2 separate regions of the Homo sapiens genome follow, and region 1 is linked to region 2. A link is an interaction called in ENCODE POLR2A ChIA-PET data of the cell type or tissue named here. Cell type or tissue: Panc1. All regions are shown on one strand. Each heading gives the region's core, and the rest is flanking DNA. Links, peaks and the distances in the headings are about the cores only. Region 1 overlaps STK10 (serine/threonine kinase 10). Region 2 overlaps SH3PXD2B (SH3 and PX domains 2B).

Region 1 (9,738 bases), core at 479-8,478, 260 kb before region 2:
ATGTGTTGTTGCACGGTGCTCAATACAGGTTATTTCCCCTCTGGAGATCCTCCTGTGGGACTCAGGATCGCTGTGACCTTCACGGGGTTCTGTGTTAACAAGTCACTGCCTAACAAGATCGGGAAGCCCCCAGGAATTGGGCAATTGTTGTGAATTACTCTCCACTACCCAATCATTCCCACTATGTAGCTTCCACTGAGAGAACACCTGGAGGCAAGAAGCCCTGCAGGGTCCCATCTTTTCTCGCACTCACGTTGATTTCCTGTTCAAAACGTTTATGCATTTGCTCCAGCTGCAGCTCATGCTTGTTACTCAGCTGGGTCTGGTTCCGATGCTCTTCTTTCTGGAGCAGCCGAAGCTCTCGGAGTTCCTGGCGCCTGAAAGGTTAAAGGATACAGATATTTCACAGTAAGAAACTGGCTTCAGAGATCACAATATTTGCAACTTGGAACACTGAAGGTTGGATCATGGAGCAAAATCACACAAGTCTGGGGCACAGGCATGACTAGAACTCAGGCTTCATTTGATATTTATTGACAGACAAAACCTTAATAATCTTAATAAATAAAGAGTGCTTACAAATCAATAAAAAGGAAGATTATCCTAACCAAAAAAAGTGGCAAAGAACATGAACAGACATGAAGCAAAAGATAAAAAGAAATTTTAGAATCACCTATATAGATATAAAATACAAATGAAAAAGAAACTATAATTTCTTGATGTAGAAAACATAATGCAGAAAATTTGATGTAGAAACTACATTTTCATGATGTAGAAAATTTGATGGTAGAAACTGGTACATTTCTGGAGGACAATTTGGTAATAAGCTTATGTTTTTTGACATAGTAGTTTCCACTTCTGGATACTGATTTTAAAGAAATATTTATAGATGCACAAAACCACTGAATAAGAATATTCAGCTGGGTGTGGTGGCTCACACCTGTAATTCCAGCACTTTGGGAGGCCAAAGCAGAAGAATCACCTGAGGTCAGGAGTTTGAGACCAGCCTGGCCAACATGGCAAAACCCCATCTCTACTAAAAATACAAAAATTAGCTGGACATGGTGGCACACGCCTGTACTCCCAGCTACTCAGGAGGCTGAGGCAGGAGAATCGCTTGAACCTGGGAGGTGGAGGTTCCAGTGGGCCGAGATGACGCCATTGCACTCCAGCCTGGACTACAAGAGCGAAACTCCGTCTCAACAACACAAAAAAAAGAAAAAAAAAAAAAAAAAGAATAATCAGTCATTTAAAATGAATGTTATTTAGTAAAAAATTGGAAGCAAATGTCCATCAATATAGGTCTATGTAAATAAAGTATATTGATATGATGGAATTCTATACAACCTTAAAAAAATCAAGTTTTAGAAAATGTTTAATTACATAAGGAAACATATTAAAAATAATAATTCAGCTGGGCACAGTGGCTCATACCTGTAATCCCAGCACTTTGGGAGGCCGAGGAGGGTGGATCACCTGAGGTCGGGGGTTCAAGACCAGCCTGACCAACATGGAGAACCCCATCTCTACTAAAAATACAAAATTAGCTGGGTGTGGTGGTGCATGCCTGTAATCCCAGCTACTTAAGAGGCTGAGGCAAGAGAATCGCTTGAATCCGGGAGGCGGAGGTTGCAGTGAGCCGAGATAGCGCCACTGCACTCCCGCCTGGGCAACAAGGGCAAAATTCTGTCTCAAAATAATAATAATAATAATAATAATAATATTTATGAACAGATATGGAGTAATCTCTAGGTAAAAAAAAGCAAGATATTAAAGAATAGGTCTGTTATGCCACCTTATCTGGGAGAAAAAGGACAACAATGTCTCTGTACACACATATATGTATTGTTTACTTTTCTAGTATCTCTGGAAGGATTAAACCATAAAACACTAACACAGGAAAGGGAACTGGATTTCTGGTAGGAAAATGAAGAGGGAAATTTTTCACTGTTTATCTTCTTTCTTTTTTTTTTTAATTTCGAACCATGGACCTTATACAGGTAGAGTATCCTTTACTGAAAAAGCTTGGGACCAGAAGTGTTTTGGGTGTCAGATTTTTTTAGATTGTAGAATATTATACTTACTGAACGAGCATCCCTAATCTGAAAATCTGAAGTCCGAAATGTTCCAGTGAGAATTTGATGTCAGTGCTCAAAAAGTTGCAGATTTTGGAGCATTTTGGATTTTGGATTTTTTGATTTGGGATGTTTAACCTTTATTATCTGCTAAAAAATATATAATAAAAATTTGACCTAGGCCATGCGTGGTGGCCCATGCCTATAATCCCAGTACTTTGGGAGGCCGAGTTGGGAGGATCACTTGAGCTCAGGAGTTCAAGACCAGCCTGGGCCACATAGCGAGACCTCATCTCTGCCAAAAATACAAAAATTAGCCGGGCATGGTGGTGCATGTGTGTGGTCCCAGCTACTTAAAAGGCTGAGGCCGGAAGATTGCTTGAGCCCAGGAGGTCCAGGCTGCAGTGAGCCGTGACTATGCCGCTTGCACTCCAGCCTGGGCAACAGAGCAAGATCCTGTGTTAAAAAAAGAAAAAAAAATTGACCTAAGCAACATGCCCTAATTATATATATATATTTATGTTGTCAGTGTATGTGTGTACTCACAGAAAAAATATCGGAGGGATAAGCCCCAAGTGTTAACCACGTTTCTTAATGAGCAAATCCATTAAAAATTGCTATGTAGGCCGGGCGCGGTGGCTCACACCTGTAATCCCAGCACTTTGGGGGGCTGAGGCTGGCGGATCACTTGAGGTCAGGAGTTCAAAACCAGCCTGGCCAACATGGTGAAACCCCATCTCTACTAAAAATACAAAAATTAGCCAGGTATGGTGGTGCACGTCTGTAATCCCAGCTACTTGGGAGGCTGAGGCAGGAGAATGGCGTGAACCTGGGAGGCAGAGGTTGTAGTGAGCCGAGATCACACCACTGCACTCCAGCCTGGGCGACAGAGTGAGACTCCATTTCAAAAAAAAAAAAAAGAGAGAGAAAATTGCTACATATCATTCATATAATCGGAAAAAAAGAAAAAACCAAACTACTACAGAAAGAACCTAGGCCTCCTGACTGAACTGGAGGCTCCTGGCGGCCTCTCAGGGTTGGGGTCCGTGAGGCCTGTGTCCTAGTCCAGTGCGGCACCATGCTGATTCCCATGAGGCCACGCTCTGACCCCAGTGGCCTTCCTCATGACTCGGAGGGGCCATAACTGCTCACAGAACTGCCCCCCAAGAGCAGCACAAGGAGGGGTTGGGCAGTGCAGCGAGGCCAAGAGCATTCTCTGGGGTCGCAGCGCCCCTGTGTGAATCTAGGCTCAGTCAGCTTTCCAGCTGGGTGCCCGCTCGGGGAGTCACTTATCCTTGTGGGACTCACTCCCTCCTCTGCAAAATGAGGCTAACAATCTTTACCTGTTGGGTCCTTTGAAGGATAAATGAGATGACACAGGTAAAGTGCCCACGTGGCACATGACCAGCACTCTGTAAATGGCAACTGGTCGAATTCTACCAAGGAAGAAGAGGCAATGGCTGCCCTGCCTCTGGGAAAAGCCAGAGGCGCTTTCTACAGCCACAGAGGGAAGACTGTCTGAGCCTCTGCTTTTCTGGAAAGTGGGAAGAGAGGAGGCAGGTTTTGAGAGTGTTAACGAGGAAATGGAAATCCTGACTCAAGAGAAACTAAGGTTTAGAGAAGAACTGACAAAAAGCCTAAAAGGAGTACAGAAAGAAGGCAGGCAGCCAGCTCTAGCACTCCCTGGTCCACCTGTGCTCTCAGAAGGAAAGGCAAGCAAAGAGAAGGCTGAGGCTCAAGAGCGAGGGAACGGCAGAAGCCGTTTTAGGGAAGGACAGGAGGAACTCTGCCCGGAAGCCTCATCAGTCTGAGAATGTGATAAATGCTCAGCCACATGGTTCAGATGCCTAGGTGTGACCCAATTCTCCAAAAACGCCAGGGGTCAGGTATGACCAGGGGCCTGGGCCAGCAGGGGATGATCAGGGCCTTCCACACCCCTGTGGTCTGGTGGCCTGGCCTAGTTTACAGGCGCTCAGACCTCCAGACCACGGCAGGCAAGCGAGAAAATCCCGGTTCCTGCCGAGCACCTCTTCACCTCCTCGAGGTCTCCCCTTTTGACCCTGAGTAGCACACAGCTGCTCTGCTCAGGAGGAGGGTGGGGAACCACAGCCAGGGCCAGAGAGCACTGCTTCTCCATGGGGTGTGGCCAATCTAGAATTTATCCCTGAGAACTTCAATTGCCCAGAGGGGAGGTGATGGAAACCCAGCTCTTGAGGTTGAAACTCAGAGTCCAGGGTGCCTCTCAGGTGACCATTAGAACAGAAGGTGGTTTCATCTGCCAAAGCAACCTGTGCCCTAGCCTCCCGACCCACACAGATGACACCAGTGTGTGTGTGTGTGTGTGTGTGTGTGTGTGTGTGTGTGTGTGTGTGGTGTATGCAGATACACTAGTGAAAAGTCTGTTTTTCCTCCCTCTGTCTCCTAGAGGGAGAAGAGATCCACAACATCTAAAACTACTTTTATTTGGTTTTGGCTTATTTATTTATTTATTTATTTATTTATTTACTTTTGAGACAGAATCTCACCCTGTCGCCCAGGCTGGAGTGTAGTGACACAATCTCGGCTCACTGCAACCTCCGCCTCCTGGGTTCAAGTGATTCTCCTGTCTCAGCCTCCCGAGTAGCTGGGATTACAGACGCCGGCCACCACAGCTGGCTAATTTTTGTAGTTTTAGTAGAGACCAGGTTTTGCCATGTTGGCCAGGCTTTTCTCGAACTCCTGACCTCAGGTGATCCACTCGCCTAGGCCTCCCAAAGTGCTGGGATTACAGGTGTGAGCCACTACACCTGGCCTATGCTTTCATTTTTTACAATTTATTTTTTAAATTTATTTACTTATTTATTTTTTTTTTTTTTTTGAGACGGAGTCTCGCTCTGTCGCCCAGGCCGGACTGCGGACTGCAGTGGCGCAATCTCGGCTCACTGCAAGCTCCGCCTCCCGGGTTCACGCCATTCTCCTGCCTCAGCCTCCCGAGTAGCTGGGACTACAGGCGCCCGCCACCGCGCCCGGCTAATTTTTTGTATTTTTAGTAGAGACGGGGTTTCACCTTGTTAGCCAGGATGGTCTCGATCTCCTGACCTCATGATCCACCCGCCTCGGCCTCCCAAAGTGCTGGGATTACAGGCGTGAGCCACCGCGCCCGGCCTTAAATTTATTTTTGAGAGATAGAGTCTTGCTCTGTTACCCAGGCTGGAGTGCGGTGGCATGAACGCAGCTCACTGCAGCCTTGACCTCCTATGCTCAAGTGATCCTCCCACTTCAGCCTCCCGAGTAGCTGGGACTACAGGTATGTGCCCAGCTAATTTTAAAATTTTTTTGTAGAGACACTAGGTTGCCCAGATGGTCTCGAACTCCTGGGCTCAAGTGATCCTCTCACTTCAGCCTCCCAAAGTGCTGAAATTACAGGTGTGTGCTGCTGTGCCCAGCTGCATGGTTAAACGTTTAAAAAAATATGAGTATTAGGCCGGGCGCGGTGGCTCACATCTGTAATTCCAGCACTTTGGGAGGCCGAGGTGGGCGGATCACAAGGTCAGGAGTTTGAGACCAGCCTGGCCAATACGGTGAAACCCCGTGTGTACTAAAAATACAAAAATTAGCCGGGCATGGTGGCGGGCACCTGTAGTCCCAGCTACTCAGGAGGCTGAGGCAAGAGAATCGCTTGAACCCGGGAGGCAGAAGTTGCACTGAACCAAGATAGCACCACTGCACTCCAGCCTGAGCGACAGAGCGAGACTCCATCTCAAAAAATAAATAAATACATAAAATTAAAAAAATTTTAATTCACATGTATAAAAATATGTGATTAATGTTCTAGAAATTTTCTCTACACTAACCATGAATTTACCCTGCAAAGGCCTGGCCCCCAGGGGACTCCGTGGCTCCATGGCCTCCCTAAGTGTTAAGCTCCCCCAACCCCTGCCAGCTACATGGTCCAGTGAAACCTGAAGGAATTCTCACACACACAGACCCAGTTAGAATCTCAGCTTTACCCCTGCCTAACTGGAAGACCCAGGGCAAGTGACTTACTTGCCCAGAAATAGTGTTTCCTCATTTGTTTAAAAAATGTGGAAATAGGGTCTCCCGAAGGAGGGCTGTAAGTGGGGGATGAACAACTGAAAAGTATAAAGCTGATCCTAGCAAACAGCTTTGCCTCACACCTTCCTCCCTGTTCCAGTCCTTTACCAACTCACTGGTTTTGCCTCCAAAATGTAGGTCAAATCTGACCATGTTTTTCCCTCTTCCCGGCCACTGCCCCAGCCTGAGCCCAGAGCCTGCCCATCCTAGTCAAGATCTCCCTCTCTCCCTCCACCAGTCCCTTAAACAAGCTGAGTAGTTATCCCTCAGGGCCTCAGCAACTGCAATTTCCCCTGGGCTCCCCCAGCTCTCCTCCCCTTATCCTTTAGGCCTGGCTCAGGGGCTTCCCTTGGAGCAGCCTCCCCTACTCCAAGCACTCACTATCATGTCACCTGTTACTTGTTTCATGGCATGTACCACAATCAGGGATTATCTTGTGTACTGTATGTTGGCCCATTAGGTGTAAGTTCTACAAGGGCAATGGCCTTATCTATTTGGGTCACCACCTTGTCTCCAACCTGGTGGGTTGGTGGATACATGGATGGATGGATGGATGGATGGATGGATGGATGGATGGATGGATGGATGGATGGTTAGGTAGATAGGTGGAAGGCTGAATGGGTAGATGAGTGGGTGGGTGGATGGATGACTGGATGGATGATTGGGTGGACAGACGGAAAGGTAGATAGGGAGTAGGTAAATAGATAGATGGGTAGATAAATGGATAGAAGGATAAAATGGACGGATGGGTGATTGGGTGGATGGATAGATAAACAGATGGATAATTCGGCAGATGAAGGGAAGGATGGAATGGTGAGTGAGTAGAAGGATGGGTGGATTGTTAGGTGGATAGATGGAAGGTGAGTGAGTGGGTAGATGAATCAGTGGATGAGTGGATGAATGGATGGATGAATGGATGGGTGAATGACTGGGTGGATAGATGGATAGGCAGACAGGTGAGTAGGTGGATTGATGCGTGGATAAATGAATGGAAGGATGGATGATTAAGTAGATAGGTAGATGAATGGGTGGACAGTTGGATGGATGGATGGAAAGTTGAGTGGGTAGATAGGTGGATGGGTGGAGGGGTGAGTGGGTGGAAGGATGGGTAGACGGATGGGTGGATAGATGAATAGGTAGATAGGTGAGTAGGTGGATAGATGGGTGAATAAATGAATGGATGAGTGGATAGATAGGTGAACGGTTGGGTAGATGGGGGAGTGCAGGATCGCAGGCAAAATGAGTTTCCTTTTGCCTCCTTGATTCCCCCACTTCATGCTGTAGACAGACAGCCCTCTCACCAAAGGACCAATGCCCACTCCTCTTACCATAGCCCCACCCTGTTACCACCATTGGTGGCCCTTCCCAGGCTTGCCTGAGAAATCTCATCTCCTCATCCTTCTTCTCATCTTCGCTGATGATCTTGGAGGTGGTGATGCTCACCTCCACACCATCCACCACAAATTTGCGTGTCCGCTTGAGGGTTTTTTTGTACAGTTTCGGGTCCTGGCCAGGGAAAACCATTAGACAAGTCTCAGCATTTCAGCTAAGGACCCATGGCTGTCGCAGCAGGTGAGGCCACAGCTCTGCTGGGCCCACAGCTTCAGAACCACCCCCAGAGAGATGTGGCCATCCATCGTCCCTCTTGCCTCAACTTAACCTAGGAGCTGGGGGTTCTGAGCTTATTCCCTTGCTCTTCCCTGATCTCAGCCTTCAGAAACTGTGCTGAGGCCTCCCCTACCTTGCTGCCAGCACCTCTCATGCATCCAGGACATGGTGTCAGAAAGAGCTGCGTTCTTGCCAGGCACGGTGGCTTACGCTTGTAATCCCAGCACTTTGGGAGGCCGAGGCAGGCGGATCACAAGGTCAGGAGTTCGAGACCAGCCTGGCCAACACAGTGAAACCCTGTCTCTACTAAAAATACAAAAAGTAGCCAGGCATGGTGGCAGGTGCCTGTAATCACAGCTACTTGGGAGGCTGAGGCAGGAGAATCACTTGAACCCAGGAGGCGGAGTTTGCAGAGAGCTTAGATCACGCCACTGCACTCCAGCCTGGGCCATACAGCTAGACTCCGTCTCTAAAAAAAAAAAAAAAAAAAAAAAAAAAAAGAGCTGCGTTCTAACCCTCACTGCACCACTTACTTGCTCTGTGTCTCTGGGCCAGCCTCTTGTCCTGTCTGAGCCTCAGCTTCCTCACCTGTTCAGGGAGGATAGTCACACTACTTGCCTCCCAGGGTGGTTGTGAAGATTCAGTGAGAGAACACATGGCAGGCACACAGAGCAGTGCCCACTCCCGGCCTGTGTTCCATGCTTAGCATTTCTTTCTGACAGTTATTACTGCAGACCACACACAATCCTCGCGCATGGTGCCAAAATCCAAAGGAGCCCGAAAACCAAAGGCTGTTTTTATAACTGGTTTGGTAGCCAAAGCTGACCTGGCCTGAACTCCCCACCTGCTAGGAGTCACCATGAGATTACGCATAATCGTCATCTTTTCCTGTGAGTAATCGCACACGCCACAAGTGATTGTGCAGGTGCCACCTGGGATCCTGGAGGTGTTTGTGTGTCATAATACGTGGTACCCTCTGGAAGTTCTCAGCTCTGATTCTGAAGGTGTCCCCATAACCCTCCCGCTCTGCCCACTGCCTCTGGCCTCTTGGTTGGTTTCAAAGCCTCTTTTTTTTTTTTTTTTTGAGATGGAGTCTCGCTCTGTTGCCCAGGCTGGAGTGCAGTGGCGCAGTCTCAGCTCACCACAACCTCTGCCTCCCGGATTCAAGTGATTCTCCTGCCTTAGCCTCCTGAGTGGCTGGGATTACAGGCATGCGCCACCACGCCCGGCTAATTTTTTAATTTTTTTAAGTAGAGACAGGGTTTCACCATGTTGGTAAGGCTGGTCTCGAACTCCTGACCTCGTGATCCACCCGCCTTGGCCTCCCAAAGTGCTGGGATTACAGGTGTGAGCCACGGCGCCCGGCCCAAAGACTCTTTTTGGTGTAGCCCAGCCCTGCCTTCCTAACACGGGGCCTCCCAGCCCCTGAAAGAGGAGTGAGGAGCCAGCGTGGCAGGTCTCTTGACCCCTTGAAATCTATGCTGAGCTCCACTCCTGCTGAGTCGAGAGGGGCAGACTGTTTTTGCTCCCTGAGGTCTGGGCCCCTGTCTCCTGCCCATGGCACCTCGCCCAGGGGCTCTGGACAGCATCAGCATGGACCCAGCATGCCCGACTCTCATCTCTCTACGGTGACCAGCTCACATGTGCCAGGACCCAGTCAGGATGGGTCAGGCCAGCAGTGAGAAGTAGAGGCCGGCAGGAGTGAGAGTGGAGGGGAAGAAAGGGCACCCACAGCCACAGCCCTCTGCTGAGAACTGCTCCTGGCCAGGGGGCCTCCATCCCTGAAGGAACAGGCTCCTAGTCACGCCAGGGGGTGCCGGCACAGCGGGGGACTCTCATGAGAACGGCCTGAGGTCCCTGACGCAATGCAGTCAACCAGAAACATTCTCCACAGCCTTGAGAAGAGCAGGGGAGCCCCTGCTTTAGGTGGGTCTGTCTCATTAAAAAAACAAATAAAAACACCTTTTTTTCACTCAGTGTC
Region 2 (9,738 bases), core at 803-8,802:
CCGACTTGATGATGGATTCTTTCCGCGGAGGGAGGCTGGGCTTCTCCTCCATGTCGGGGTCTGAGATCTCCTCGTAGCCTGCTGACGCAGACATGTCTGAAGATGCCTTCCTCAGGACATCCTTACTGCCCTTCCAGTCTTTAGACCATGGCAACCCCGAGTCCATGACACCATGCGGTGCGTCAGGCAGGGGCCGGGAGGGGCCCGTGGCTTCGCTGCCCGTGTTGTTCTCCAGCGCTGCTGCTTCCCCCAGCCGGAGCTGGGTCACCTCGTGGGGCAGGGGAGCCAGAAAGTTGGGTCTCGACGCGTTGCTCGTCTTCTTGTACTTGTCAATGAAGGTGGCCGGGGCCCACCCTTCCTTATCTTCAATCTGAATGTACCACCAGCCACTCAAGTTTTTCTCGATCACCTGCAAGGGAGGATAGAGAAAGGCACTTGGCTACGATGCCAGGGCCAGCAGATGGAATGGTTTGGCAGAACCCATGTGCAACTGGAGCTCTAGAAGCTGTCACTGTGTACTCAGCAGCTCCTCTGACAAGGTCTACAGGGACCACCAATGGAGATGTTACCATGTTCCGGGAATATCTTACATGGGGGGAGAGTCTTGTCGTATGGGACTCCCCCTAAAGCAGTCCATGAGATGTGGCCTTGGGTATAGGTACTTAATTTGAGAGTTGGTCCTAGGAAATACAAGTAAGGAAGTAGACAGAGAAAGAAGGGAAAGGGAGAGGCCAATTATGAGCAAGTTATTGCTCGGGGCCATGGGGCTTGATCTGCCAGGGACCCTCTGAGAGACCACAAAGACAGTGCCTCAGAACGGGTCCCTCTGGGGATGCGTGCATTTATCTATTGACTCTCAGCTCCTCCCTACCCAGGGTATTAACTCCTCTCCCCTTCTGGGAAGCTGTCGGCTTGCAGGGACCTGTGTGTAGGCGCAGGTGAATTCAGGTGGATCAGAGGCACCGGCAGCGTCTGCTACAATTCTAAAGACAAGGCAGAAGTCAGAGCTACCCTTGATCCTGGCTTCTTTGGCTGAGCATCGGATGAAGAAGTTAGCTGGCATTTATAGAGTCCACAACACATGAAAGAGACCTACCTTTTTTTTGAGACAGAGTCTTGCTCTGTCACCCAGGCTGAAGTGCAGTGGCATGATCTCAGCTCACTGCAACCTCCGCCTCCCAGGTTCAAGCGATTCTCATGCCTTAGTCTCCCAAGTAGCTGGGATTACAGGCATGTACCACCACACCTGGCTAATTTTTGTATTTTTAGTAGAGATGGGGTTTTACCATGTTGGCCAGGCTGATCTCGAACTCCTGGTCTCTAGCGATCTGCCTGCCTCGGCCTCCCAAAGTTCTGGGATTACAGGTGTGAGCCACTGTGCCTGGCCTGAAAAATATCTATCTTTGAACACAGGAATCACAGTCAGCTCAAAGAGATGCTCGTGTTTATATACAGGGGACCTGGAGCTGGTGGAGTAGAGTAGATTTTCATCGTGTCCCTACTTCCCTGTGGGATACACGCCTGTTGGCTGGAATGGTGGGTGGAATCACTCATGTTGTCTAAGATCTTGTTCTCTGTCTCTTTTTTGTCCAGCACTGCGTGGCTGAATTCACACAGGTGAAAGGTGTGCTCGCTATTATGGGCTGAATTGTGTCCCCCTACCCAAATTCGTATGTTGAAGCCCTAACCCCCAATACCTCCAACTGTGACTGTACTTGGAAATGGGGCCTTTAAAGAGGTGGTTAAGGTTAAAATGGATCATTAAGGTGGGCTGAGTTTGGATGTATGTCCCCACCCAAGTCTCATGTTGAAATGTGATCCCCAATGATGGAGGTGGGGCCTGGTGGGAGGTGTTTGGGTCACGGGGGCAGATCCCTCATGAATGGCTTGGTGTCCTTCCCTTGGTAATGAGTTCCCATGGGATCTGGTTGTTTAAAAGTGTGTGGTGTCTCCTTGCCACTCTCTCTTGCTCCTGCTCTTGCTATGTGATGTGCCTACTCCTGCTTTGCCTTCCGCCCTGAGTAAAAGCTCCCTGAGCCTCCCCAGAAGGCAAGCAGATGCTGGCACCATGCTTTCTGTACAGCATGCCCAACTATGAGTCAAGTAAACCTCTTTTCTTTATAAATTACCCAGTCTCAGGTATTTATTTATTTATTTTTTTGAGACAGAGTCTCGCTCTGTTGCCCAGGCTGGAGTGCAGTGGCACTATCTCGGCTCACTGCAGGCTCCGCCGCCTGGGTTCACGCCATTCTCCTGCCTCAGCCTCCCAAGTAGCTGGGACTACAGGCGCCTGCCACCGTGCCCGGCTAATTTTTTTTTTTTTGTATTTTTAGTAGAGATGGGGTTTCACCGTGTTAGCCAGGATGGGCTTGATCTCCTGACCTCGTGATCTGCCCATCTCGGCCTCCCAAAGTGCTGGGATTATAGGCATGAGTCACCGTGCCCAGCCAGGTATTTCTTTATAGCAATGCAGGAATGGCCTAATACATGGGCCCTAGTTCAATATGACTGATGTCCAAATAAGAAGAGGAGATTAGAAAACACACAGGGACTGAGGGATGACCACGTGAGAAACAGCAAGAAGGTGTCCATATGGAAGCCAGGGAGAGAGGACACAGGAGAAACCAAACCTGCTGACACCTTGATCTTGAACTTCTGGCTTCCCAAACTGTGAGACAATAAACTGCAGTTGTTTAAGCCACCCAGTCTGGTATTTTGTTATGGCAGCCATCACAGATGTACACTGCAATTCCCTGGTAGGCTCTCTCTGGACTCGGAAGATCTGATGAACGCTCATGACACCCTGTGAGTGGGGAACTGTCACCTCATTTTACGCATGCAGAACGGAGCCTCAGGAGAGCTGAGGAACACACAGCGGGTCCTGTAGAAGGGCCGTCGATCGGAGGAGAGTCAAAGGCAGCGGGGTGGGCTTCAGAGTCACCTAATCTTGCCTCTCAGAAAAGAAACCCCTGGCCGGGCGCGGTGGCTCACACCTGTAATCCCAGCACTTTGGGAGGCCAAGGCGGGCGGATCACCTGGGTCAGGAGTTTGAGACCAGCCTGGCCAACATGGTGAAACCCTGCGTCTACGAAAAATACAAAAAATTAGCTGGGTGTGGTGGCATGCGCCTGTAATCCCAGCTACGCGGGAGGCTGAGGCAGGAGAAACGCTTGAACCTGGGAGGCAGAGGTTGCAGTGAGCCGAGATCGTGCCATTGCACTCCAGCCTGGGCGACAGAGCAAGACTCTGTCTCGAAAAAAAAAAAGACCCTGCTTGGAGAAGGGCTGTGTCCGGGGTAAGAAATTGCAGAAGGAGCAAAGATGGCTGCGGGTACTTTGTGGCCCTTCTGGGAGAGGGATGGCAGCCACAGACTCAGCGCCAGGACGCAAATGCTGGGCTCCTGGGCCTGCAGTCCTGGGTTCTAGTCTTGGCTCTGCCACTTACTGCCTGAGTGGCCTGGGGCAAGCCACGTGCCTCAGATTCCACATCACAGAAGGAAAATGGTAAGAACAATTTAACACCCACTTGTAGAATTTTTGCAGCCGCAAGAGCTAATGCATACAACAGCACTTGGTAAATAATGCTGCTGCGATTAAATTAGAGTGGAGGTCACTGAGCCAGCGGGATGCACTTGACAGGCAGCACTTAATGAGTCCCACTGGAATCTCCAGGAAAGGCCACTGATAAATGTAAGCTGTTTATGTGAGGATGACTGGCATCTTATCAACGCTTGATAGCTCTGGTAAAAATTACAGGCCACACTGGGCATACGAGTCATCGTCAGCACATCCATGAATTCAACAACACTAATACTTAAGTCTGTATGTGAGGAACTGAAAATAGGGTAATCAATATTAGATGTATCAGTAAGATTTGTCAAGCTTACACTCTTTGCAAAGTATTGTGGTAGAAGCTCTGAACATGTGTGTTCTGAACCATGAGGAATGGGCGTTTTCATTTACTAGAGGGAAGCCAAGAACTACTAGGAATAAAAGCAAATGCAAGATCAGAAGCCGGGTGCGGTGGCTCACGCCTGCAATTCCACCGCTTTGGGAGGCTTAGGCGGGCGGATCACCTGAGGTCAGGAGTTCGAGACTAGCCTGGCCAACACGGTGAAACCCCGTCTCTACTAAAAATACAAAAAAAAATTAGCCAGGTGTGATGGCAGGCGCCTGTAATCCCAGCTACTTGGGAGGCTGAGGCAAGAGAATTGTCTGAACCTAGGACGTGGAGGTTGCAGCGAGCCAAGATCATGCCATTACACTCTAGCCTGGGTGACAGAGCAAGATTCCGTCTCAAAGAAAAAAAAAAAGATCACAAGAATGAGGGGAAAGAAAAGAGTGTGGGCTTTAAAACCAGAAAGACCTGGTTTCACAACTCCATTGCTTACTAGCTGTGTTACTAGAGGCAAATAATTTACCTAACCCCCCTGAGTCTCATCTATAAAACATGCTGATAGAAAAAAAAAAAAGAAAAACAAACTAACCAACCAACCCTATGATGCTGGTATTTTGACCTCTTGGGACTTCTGTGAAGATCAGTTATCAAGGAGGTAAGGTACCTGACACAGAAGAGGTGCCTATATCATCATCATCATCATCATCATCATTATCATAACACATCCTGAAGATAAACAGCCTAGACAAGTAACTAAGGTGTTACTGGTAGCCCTACTGCTAGAATGCTGTGGTTCCATTAATGAATTTTGAAGGCTAAGATAATGTTGCAATGAGCCAGGAAGCAAAACTGGAGAAGAGAAAAACAGAGCATATGGATCTATCATAAGAAAACAACATCTAGCCAGGTGCAGTGGCTCACGCCTGTAATGCCAGAACTTTGGGAGGCCGAGGTGGGCAGATCACCTGAGGTCAGGAGTTCGAGACCAGCCTGGCCAACATGGCAAAACCCTGTTTCTACTAAAAATACAAAAATCAGCCGGGCGTCATGTTGGGCGCCTGTAATCCCAGTTACTAGAGAGGCTGAGGCAGGAGAATCACTTGAACCTGGGAGGCGGAGGTTGCAGTGAGCTGAGATTGAGCCATTGCACTCCAGCCTGGGCAACAGAGGAGCGAGGCTCTGTCAAAAAAAAAAAAAAAAAAAAAAAAAAAAGGAGGCACTCAATACATGTGTATACAATGAAAGAGTATGAAGGGGCAGATTTTTCTATAATGGATTAAAACACAATTCAGAATTTTCCCAAATCTCATCCCTTTAGCCCTTCACTCAGATAATAGCAAAGTGAAAACACAAAAGGATTTCCTTCTAGTGAAACATGAAGATACTTCAATGCCTCTGGAAGCAGGGGCCAGAGGATGCAGAACTAGCCTCTCGACTGTAGTACACAGCAAGGCCTGGGCCAGATGTTGTGCCTGGTGGAGCTGCTGGCAAGCTGGAGTAAGGGAAAAGGAAGGAGGAGGATGGAAGAAAGGCAGGAAGGAGGATGGAGGAAAGGAAGGAAGGAGGGAGAGAAAGAAAGAAGGAGGAAGGAGGGAGGAAAGAGAGAAGGAGGGAAAGGAGGGAGGAAAGGAAGAAGGGAAGGAAAACAAAGGAAGGAGGAAGGAGGAAGGAAGGAGGGAGGGAAGGAAAGAAGGAGGGAAGGAAGAAGGGAAGGAAGGAGGGAAGGAAGGAATGAAGGCGTGCAGGCAGGCAGGCTATAGTCCTTCCTGGAATATAGCCAGGAAGGAAGGGAGGGGCCCTAAAGAGGTATGCTGGAGTGAACTGATCAATGGTGTCTACTGCCCTGTGCCATCAGACAGTGCTCTGTGCCAGGGACCAGAGCTGTGTTCTTTAAAGGAAAGAGGATGGTGACGACAACTCTTCAGGGCCTAGAAAAGCAGCCGCCACACACAACCATAGTAGGAGATCCAGGAGCATTTTATTTGTTGCAGAGATGAATAAATTGAACCTTGGCCTCCCAAGGTGAGGTGGGGAGGGTCTGACCAACTCTTACACATGACAGAGTGAATTTGGTGATACCTGTGATTGGCTCACCTGCTTTTGAAAGTGTCTCAAGAACCATCTTTGCCAAAGGTTTCCAAACCCTGGCCCTAGCTGCCATCCCCTTACTTACAGGTTTTCTTGCAAATATGAGAAAGAAATATCTTGAAGCTCTAACCCCATGAGGAAAGGAAAGAGAAATGCAGGAAGAGAATCTGGGGAACAAAGTAGACAAACAGAGAGAGTGGGAAGAAAAGGAGAGAGGAGAAGCAAGAACGGAGGTGGGAGGTGGTAAAGAAAGGCATACAGCCAGTCACACAAGACCACATACTGTGGGATTTCATCTATATGAAATGTCTAAAACAGGCACATCTATGGGGACAGAAAGTGGATTGGTGGCTGCCTAGGGGCTGGCAAGTTGAGGGGAAATGGAGGGTGGCTGTTGATGGGTAAGGAGTTTCTTTTTGTTCTGGAATTAGACAGTGGTGAGGGTTGTGCAACCCTGTGAATATCATAAGCCGCTGAATTTTACACTTAAAATTGTAAACTGTATGGTATGTGAACCATAAAGCTGTTAATCTCCGCCCCACCTCCACCCACCCAGTGAAGTAGGAGGTGACAGGGGAGAAGTAGGAGGTGATGCCTGGAATCAGGAATCACAAGTAGGCAAAGGAACACCAGGGCCACTCACCTCGACCTTCAGGCCTGCCTGGAAGCTGATGCCGTCTGGGATGGTTGTCTGGAATTCGGCGATGGTGTAATACTCTTCCTCCACTTGGGGCGGGATGGGCGGCTTCGGCAGGTTGAGGCCTCGAGGCTGGTACGATCACACACAGGGTTATCTCCAAGGCTAAGTGCACTCCTGCGACCCTGTGTCAGGGGGAGTCTAAGGGCCTGGGGCATGCAATCACCCTTAAGGGGGTGCTGGGGACCTAGTTGGATTCTAAGGGACAACACAAATAGGACCACGCAGTTTGTCACTCCTCGGTGAGACCTCACTGGCCCATCAGCTTTAGGGTGATGGGAAGAAACACGGGACATTTGGGTACAATCATGAGAATTTGGAGCAAGACAATATTCTCTGAAATAAGAGGCAGTGAGGGTTGTGGAGGGAGCTTAAGTTTATTAGTAGATCTATCTGGGTTGGAAACACTGATGGTGGGAGTGTCCTTGGGCAAATCACCCCCTTCTGGAGCCTCAGTTTTCTCTCCTGCAGAGTGGGCATAACAGTGTCTACCTGGTGGGGTTGCTTCAAGTATTAAATTAGTTAATGTTGTGAGGCAATCGGCACGCTGCATGGCACGCAACAGGTGCTTGATAAATAGCAGACATTAAAAAAATACAACCCCAAAAGAGCAAGACCCCGTCTCAAAAACCAATGCAAACAAATAAAAAAAACCCCAAAACCCAACAACAACCCATTGGGTTCAAAGTATTGGCTAAAAAGGTACCTAGAGAATTTTACATAATGGATTATGAGCGCAGAATATCAGAATGGGACCACAGATGATATTTGTGTCTCATCTCAGCTTGGGCCTCAAGTCGCCTGAGAAGACTGATCTAAGACCAAGAGAAGGGCCCAGGGAGCAGAAGGCAGGTCCTGAGGCCCAACTGTCACAGGAGCACTCTGGCCCCGCGGGCAAACTGTTTCACCTGCCTGCACCTCCGTCTTTCCACCTGCGAGTGGGACTAGCATTTCTACAGCCTGCTTCACAAGGCTGTTGTGTGGACAGGAAAGAGAGCATTTCTGGAAGGGCGAGGGGTGTGTGAGGGGCTAGTGGACACCCCTCACAGCCCTCAAGTCAGTGGCCACTCCCCAGTAGCGAGGATCCACTTACAATGGTCATGTCCCGGCGAGGAGGGGGTCTCTGCCTCATCTTTGGTGATCCTATGGAGAAATGAGAGCTTATTACATCTTGTGCTACAGATGAGATTCCTGAGCTGGGTGCCAGGTCGGGTCTATTTTCTCCTGCAGAAGATTGAACACAGGCGTCTGCATGCTGCTGCAACCCTCCCTGTGAGAACAGCCTGGGCAGGAAGGAGCTGCTCACGCGTGGCTCATAGTTGGCTCAGGACTCTCTCGACGTAGCTTTTCTTGCATCTTTTCTACACAGGAATGAAAGGGGATGGTGCTGGATCCTCAAGTCATGGAAATTCTCCAGAAAGGGCAAAAAGCAAAGTCTTCAGAATAACACAGAGATGGGTCCCAATCCAGCTCTGAGGCTCACAGCTGCTGGCATTGGACAGATGATTGGATTCTCTGAGCCACAAGGCCCTCATCTGTAGAACTGGCATAATGTGTGTCACCCAGGGCAGCGGTGAGGATGAAAGGAAACATCTGTGAAGCTCTTGGCATGTGGCAGGCATGCAGTGAATGTTATCTGCACCTGGTTTTGTGCTCTAGAACAACCCAAACGCAACAATACACAAACACACTGAACCAAACACACTTGGGCCGATGACTCAGGGGTTTATACTCTCGAGGCAGCTGCCCTGGCTCTGGGTCTCAGGGCCAGGAGGATGAGGACTTTGCAGTGGTCCAAGGCTCCTGGCTAAAGGCAGAATGTTGGCCAGGTTCAGCACGGGTCCATACAGAAGGGTAGTTTGGCGTTGGGGTGCGGAGGAGACTGCTAATCCCTTAAATTCCCATTTACCTGTCTTCTGTTAGAATAAATAGCAACAGAGTATTGGCCAAGACACTTAGCTGTCTATATAGACTTCATTTTCCAGTCACCCTTGCAGCCAGGTATTGCCACGTGACTCAGTTCTGGCAGTGGGATGTAAGACAAAGTAGAAAGTGTGTGGCTTCTGAGCTGTGTACACAGTAGCCAGTGTGACCACTGTGAGATAGCAGAAGGAATGCAACCTGGGATGGGAAAGCAACGCCTTTTTTTTTTTAAATGGAGTTTCGCTCTTGTCACCCAGGCTGGAGTGCAATGCACTGCTTTTCATTGGCTGGACTAGTAGTGAGCCGTTCTGGACCGAGGGATGAGGGCAACAAGATAGATGTGGAGTAATAAGACTCTTGATTGCCTGGAGCTGCCATATTAACCCTGAACATATACACAGACTGTTTTGTGAGAAAGAAATACATATCTAGATCGTTTATTGGATGTGTGTATATGTGTATATTCAGTGGTGGTAGGGGGGTGTCTTTGTTTTAGCATCTGAATCTATCTATGTATCTATCTATGTATCTATCTATCTATCCTATCTATCTATCTATCTATCTATCTATCTATCTATCTATCTATCTATCTATCTATTTATTTATTTTTGAGGGACAGGGTCTCGCTCTATTGCCCAGGCTGGAATGCAGTGGAGCAATCACAGCTCACTGTAGCCTCAATCTCCTGGGTTCAAGTGATCCTCCCGCCTCAGCCACCCTAGTAGCTGGGACTACAGGTGTGTGCCACCACGCCCAGCTAATTAAAAAAAATTTTTTTTTGTAGATAGGGGGGTCTCACTATGTTGCCCAGGCTGGTCTCAAACTCCTGGCCTCAAGTGATCCTCCAGCCTCAGCCTCCCAAAGCACTGGGATTACAGTCGTGAGCCACTGTGCCCAGCCTGAACCTATATACTAACAAAGACATTGAGGCTGCAGATTTTCATTTGCTCCTCTAGAGTTAATGGGAATACATCTAACCTCTTGGCCATGATTGACAGATTAGAATCACACAAACTCGGGGATGGCCAGAACCCCTGCCACAGCATGTGAGAAAACATGATCAGTGACTTCTCAGGGCAGCTGAGCAAAGTACGAAACTTGGTTGACGGACTCAAGAAGTTCACTGCCACTTA

Evidence for each region. Peaks named below come from ENCODE experiments on the same cell type or tissue, not always from the same donor. Only the 100,000 strongest peaks of a DNase experiment are listed, where the experiment ranks them.
Region 1: POLR2A ChIA-PET joins it to region 2 with 12 read pairs; 2 of 35 experiments call an interaction of 5 or more read pairs at or near these places.

The regions. Positions count from the first base shown.
Region 1 is chr5:172,082,708-172,092,445 of GRCh38, forward strand. It overlaps STK10 (serine/threonine kinase 10), which reads right to left. Exons shown (of 19, transcript NM_005990.4): 10 at 7,525-7,655; 11 at 254-377. Among named protein-coding and RNA genes, the nearest start is that of FBXW11, 81 kb to the left of the region's middle. In Panc1, for the core only: no CTCF peak of the experiment used is centred there; no DNase peak of the experiment used is centred there.
Region 2 is chr5:172,339,508-172,349,245 of GRCh38, forward strand. SH3PXD2B (SH3 and PX domains 2B) reads right to left here. Exons shown (of 13, transcript NM_001017995.3): 11 at 7,776-7,825; 12 at 6,629-6,754; 13 at 1-409. Among named protein-coding and RNA genes, the nearest start is that of UBTD2, 61 kb to the left of the region's middle. In Panc1, for the core only: no CTCF peak of the experiment used is centred there; no DNase peak of the experiment used is centred there; H3K27ac peaks cover 464 bases.